2 separate regions of the Homo sapiens genome follow, and region 1 is linked to region 2. Evidence: chromatin loops called from intact Hi-C (ENCODE). Cell type or tissue: tibial artery. All regions are shown on one strand. Links, peaks and the distances in the headings refer to the core of each region. The heading gives the core; the rest is flanking DNA.

Region 1 (2,923 bases), core at 269-2,768, 50 kb after region 2:
ACCAGTGACTTTGAGCCTGTCACCAATCCCAAATTTGATGACACTTTCGAGAAGAACCTCAGTTCTGTCCGACAGGTTAAAGGTGAGTATCTGTTTTGGCCTTTGGCCAGGCAATATGCCTAGTAACATTTTCCATTAGGTGGCCATGAAGAGCTGAGATCTGGATGGTAACCAAAGCTCCCCTCTATGTTTATTTTACAACCTTGCGTATAGCTGTGTGTCCGGGGCATAACAAAGCATATTTAATATTATATCCAGGGGAAGGTCGGGGAGAGGAATGAATATTTTGTTCTTATTTTCAAAGTTTATTTAGTGAGTATGACTCAAAATATGTTTAATATGTATTCACTCAGTGTCATTTCATTGATTCAAACGTATTGAACTTTATATAACATACAAAGTTCCATAAAGGATAAACATTCACTGAGGGAATTATTCCTTGGACGATGACAAGAGAAGGGAATTTCTGATAGTGTACTCATAAAATTTTGTGGCAGGATCTCCTATTGGAATACAGTGGGAGTAATGACATCCAAAATTCTGAGTGATTTTAGTGTCTACTGTAGGACATTTTACAAGAGAGAGAGTAGTCCCCAAAGTAACCACCTGAAACTATACACCTAGATACCAACTGAGGTCTTTAAGTGATCTTCAAAAAGGCAATAATTGCCAGCAACTTAGAAGAGTTCACCCATAATGCCAAACCTGTGGAGTCTCTCTCAAATTTATAGGCCATTTTACTCTTCCCACTGATGGGGTTGCAGTCTGTGTAATGCCACCAGTAGGTTTCTTATATTTAGCAACAGCTGTCATTTTAGTTTTAGGAAGTTCAGCTGAATTCTGCTTGATAGATGATGTGTGTGTTTGATTTAACTAAACCAGTAGGCAGTGCTTTTCAGATGCTGGCTAGAGTTCGCTGAGAATTCACTGCTCCCGGGCTTGCAAATTGTCATGGATTGTATGATGTTTGTTTTCTCCACAGAAATTATTCATCAGTTCATTTTGGAACAGCAGAAAGGAAACAGAGTGCCTCTCTGCATCAACCCTCAGTCTGCTGCTTTTAAGAGCTTTATTAGGTAACTATATGTATGTAATTCAACATTCTTGTTAGAATTAAAAGGATGCCAGTGTTACTTCATTATTCAGCATATTTGTTTTTATTTAGATAACATAGATAAAAGGTGCAACAGAAAGTTTCTGTTATGAGGTTTGGCTTTAGTCAAAAGTGTATTAAAACTGTAAGCATCTGGGCTGGGCGCGGTAGCTCATGCCTGTAATCCCAGCACTTTGGGAAGCCAAGGCAGACAGATCACCTGAGGTCTGGAGTTCAAGACCAGCCTGACTAACATGGAGAAACCTTGTTTCTTCTAAAAATACAAAATTAGCCAGGCATGGTGGTGCATGCCTGTAACCCCAGCTACTTGGGAGGCTGAGGCAGGAGAATCACTTGAACCCGGGAGGCAGAGGTTGCGGTGAGCCGAGATCGCACCATTGCACTCCAGCCTAGGCAACAAGAGCGAAACTCCATCTCAAAAAAAAAAACAAAAAACTGTAAGCATCACATTTTACACTGGTGCCAGTTCACTGCGGTTGCTTTGGCAATTTTTTCCCCGGATGACCATTGTGCTGCCTCATCACATATATGGCAGTCCTGCTGCAGCATTAGTATGGTGGCCACCTGTCCTGGAGTTAGACGTGGTCATCTCAGTTCCCACTACCATTCTCACTCCCTAGTAATAACTGCAAGCAAGAAAATAATTTTTTTGTGTGTAGGTGGACTGCTGGTGTAGCCTATTTAGAGGAGAAGTCAAAAGGCATATGGTAGAGCTATGAACCTACATTGGAAGTTACCAGGCTTCATTCTCCTTGTCTGTCTGTCCTTTCCTTCTCTTGATTTCTTTTTCCTTAACTCCTTATATATTGATCAGGGTCTAATCGGGAGAAATAAACCACTTCCCTAGAATACAAACGGGGAAAATTCAGTAATAAGAACTGTTAACTAGGAAAGATGATCAACTGCTAAAAGGCATAAAAGAGGATTCTGAAGGCTGCTGAAGTAGCAAATGCAGAAAGCAGCCACTCCCTGTAGACTGAGGGAGAGTAAACAAGAAAGGAATTAAGAATTTAGAAGAGGTTCCTCATGTAAGGACCTCTTTGGAGAGGGTATGGCTGCCACAGGAACTGGAACACACAGCACGAGGGTGGTGCAGAAGAGGAAGTGTGCCAGAAGGTGTGGCCAGAACTGGTCCATCAAAGACTGCCTGCCAGGAGAGTTCGGGTGGACCAAAGCTGAGCCTTCCACATGACCAAAAACAGGCACAACAAACCAAGGAAGGGAGACTGCTTCCTGATGCTACAGCCTTGCAAATGCCCTTCCAGCACCCTCTGTTGACAAAAGCTAACATTAAGCTAGGTGGCAAAGGGGAACCATGAACAGGGTCTGGCTCCAGTATCACAAAGCAGGACAAAGGGTGGATTCGGATATGAGTGGTCACACAGTCTCTATCTTCCCCGCTGCCTTTCTCCTCTCCTTTTTCTCTCTTCCTGCTGCCCTTTCCCTTTAATCATATTAAAGTTGGTTGGATTTGTTGGACCACAGTCAAGATTTTATGCTTAAAATTTGCAAAATCAGGTGACTTTCATTTCTTCCATGTATTTTTCTATTGGAAGAAGGAATTAAGTTGCACTTTTACTTATCTGTGGTTTTAAATTACTTTGTTTTACTATTTTCCCCTAAGAGTCAGTGACCCAGTCAGTTAGGCAGTTTAGCAGCTTAGGTGCAAATGATCCTGGGCCTTGGGGAAACAAGGGGTTACACTTTTCCCTCTCAAGTTTATAATCTAATTAGCAATCTTAGACATAGGAAAAAGCCAATAACAGATCTAGATCACCAATGCTAAATGATTACCTATACTTCTCCATT
Region 2 (2,923 bases), core at 128-2,627:
CCATGTCTAATTCCTGTTCATGGGTCCGTGTAACCCTTTTTGCATAGCTTTTCTAATTAAATAACAATATGAAACAGTGCTAATAGATGGCACAACTAAGTGCATAATAGAATATTCATTCTGTAAGAATTAGAAAGTGGGTACTGTGAACAAATGTATTAGGCACTATGTTGTATCATCTATCTAGACAGAGGAGGGAGATCCTTTTAAATGGACCACTATTTTATTTCATCTCTTTTCAACTCCCGTAAAAAGTACTCAGAAACAGACTCTTTGATATACTTTTCCTAAATTCTTCTTGTAGATTTTTGTTCTCTGTTTATTTTGAATCTTCTCTGTTCTTCAGAACTGTTTCTTTTAGTAACTTTGTCTTTTAGAATCTCCAACCACAAATGAGCTACACTGGTGATGGGTAACACTGAGTAGGTAAGGACTAGCATCTGTAGATTGATGTGTTTAGAGACTTGCCCTCCATTCAAAATGCTGTTGCGGTTGCTTGTAACACTGGTAGCAGTCTGCTCTCAGGTTTTAATGACATCATTTGTGCAGCTTTACAGTAGATCATACTGGAGTAAATGCTCTCAAATTCTATTGAGCAGAAGGACATTTGACACCAAATTGTCTAGATATGGAAGTAAGTTTTTCAGACGTGTTAAGGAAAGGTTACTTGGGTCTAATTTGAAAGCTCATTGTCTTTTGGAGAAAATGTTAATATTCATTGTATTGGCAGTAAGAAGGACGATGAAGTTTACATGACTGATATGTTCATCCCTTACCTTCTGAATGCATTAAGAGATCATCGAAGAATTTGCCCTTTCTCTTCATGAATGAAGAAATTGATACAGTAAAATGTTCCTAATCTATATAGAGGCTCCTCTTTCAAATTTGGTTTTTTATACTCCAAAAAACAGTGACTATTCCAGTCACTTTGGCTTCTGTTCCTCAGCTCTTAATCTCTGGGTTTATGTACATATGCATTTGCTTTGGAGGGTTATGACGGTGGAAGATTAATCACCAGTCTCTGCCATCTATGTTTGACAGACACAGAGCTTGCCTTGCCTTCTCCAGAGCACTTTGTAAAGGAGAGAGCTGAAGTTTAAAATAACATCATTTTCTCTAGAATGCTCTTCTTGTTTTATTACATACATGGTTATAGCCTTAGTGAAAAATACTCATCTGACAGACCTTATGGACTGTAACAATATGTAGAATGACAGCTTTCCCGCTTTTTTCTTTTTTTTCTGGTGATTGGATTGATTTTTTTTTAGTCAGTTTTAAATTACAACTGAGGTAGTTTTAATTTTTGACATTCTATACAACAAATTTGTTACTTTACAAAGAAAAAGAATCTGCCTTTGCCTGGGAAAGAGATTGTCGTATTCAAACGTTTTAACAACATGACCTTTTATTCCATTGATTTCTATAGAGAAGCACAGGCATGCTTCAGAAAAGGTCAGTGATTCTAATTGAAGCACACCGATTTTTTTCTAGTTGCAAAGGCTCCCATGCTTTTTGTTGCAAAGAAGATGATGAGATTTACGGCTGACCATTTGTTACAAGAGAACACAATGCTCTCTGTGACACATTGCTGTTTTTCTTTCATGTGGAAAGCATTGTTTGAAATCAACCATATCTGTAAACCAGATTGTCATTATCCACGCTATTCAATGCCCTCACTTTTATTTCAGATCAGCCAGTTTCATATCTGAGTACTAGGCTGAAACTTCCTTCCCCTGTGCACCTGATTTTGGAAGAAAAAAAAAACGAGCAGGAGATTTTATTAAGTCTCACACATTTATGGCTGTAGATTCTTTTTTCAGACAGGAATGGCAGGATTTCAGAATTTGTGCTTAAGGTGCCTAAGCATGTTAGTGTTTAAAGTGCTTAACTGTGTTATTGCTTAAGCATGTTTTAACTGTCATTCATATACTTGTCATAAGAGAATCTGTGGCTTGAGGGGGCCAGGCTTGGGCATCTATGTACTACAGTTTATTAAACCAAATTTACTATGTCTTTTGGAAAAGTCACCTGACTCATATTTGTTCCAATATATGTCACATTGAAGATGAAAACTTTTTTTTTTTTTTTTTTGAGACAGATTCTCACTCTGTCACCCAGGGAGAAGTACAATGGCATGATCTTGGCTCACTGCAACCTCCACCTCCTGGGTTCCAGCAATTCTCCTGCCTCAACCTCCTGAGTAACTGGGACTACAGGCACATGCCAGCACACCAGGCTAATTTTTGTATTTTTAATAGATACAGGATTTCACCATGTTGGCCAGGATGGTCTCGCTCTCCTGACCTCATGATCCGCCCGCCTCGGCCTCCCAAAGTGCTGGAATTACAGCCATGAGCCACCATGCCCAGCCAAAGATGAAAACTTTTAAAAAAGGATTGTAGAACCTTTGACCAATATGGGACCTACTTGATAAATATTTAATATTGTAAGATTTCTTTTTTTGTAATCTGGCTTAGCATTAGTTTCTGTCCATATTAAATGAAAAAAGAATGATTAAGTTTCCATTATCTGAAATAGTAAAGAGAGTTTAGGAATTAAAATAGGGTTTTCAAAGCTTTCTGTCCATATTCATTCTGTAGGAAATAATTTGATACAACATGTTGCCATTTTGTTTTCCCAACTCAGATAAACCAATTAAATATCTTTATTTTGCTATCTGAAAGTTTTTAACGCATCATTAGAACGTCATACAGCATCAGTAGCTCATTGCACTTGGAATATTAAATATGTTCTCAGACTTCAGTTGAGCAGGGAAGCCAGCCCACTATCTTTCTGAACTCTAGATGGCAAAAGCTTTTGACCTGATAGTTTTTTACATAAGACAGTATCACAACTTTTCACACATACGCACAACTTGAACTGTCCACAATGGTTAGCTGTCTGTTATTAAAAGCGTTTATTC

Evidence for each region. Peaks named below come from ENCODE experiments on the same cell type or tissue, not always from the same donor. Only the 100,000 strongest peaks of a DNase experiment are listed, where the experiment ranks them.
Region 1: a loop joins it to region 2, with 11 times the contacts of the local background. A loop is called at or near these places in 2 of 110 quality-filtered maps.

The regions. Positions count from the first base shown.
Region 1 is chr17:28,191,138-28,194,060 of GRCh38, forward strand. NLK (nemo like kinase) reads left to right here. Exons shown (of 11, transcript NM_016231.5): 9 at 1-82; 10 at 983-1,076. Among named protein-coding and RNA genes, the nearest start is that of TMEM97, 130 kb to the right of the region's middle. RefSeq lists an enhancer at 2,113-2,322. In tibial artery, for the core only: no CTCF peak of the experiment used is centred there; no DNase peak of the experiment used is centred there.
Region 2 is chr17:28,140,971-28,143,893 of GRCh38, forward strand. The region is part of intron 3 of NLK (nemo like kinase); the gene reads left to right. LOC105371711 (a long non-coding RNA gene) reads left to right here and starts at 2,322. Exons shown (of 2, transcript XR_007065686.1): 1 at 2,322-2,446. In tibial artery, for the core only: no CTCF peak of the experiment used is centred there; no DNase peak of the experiment used is centred there.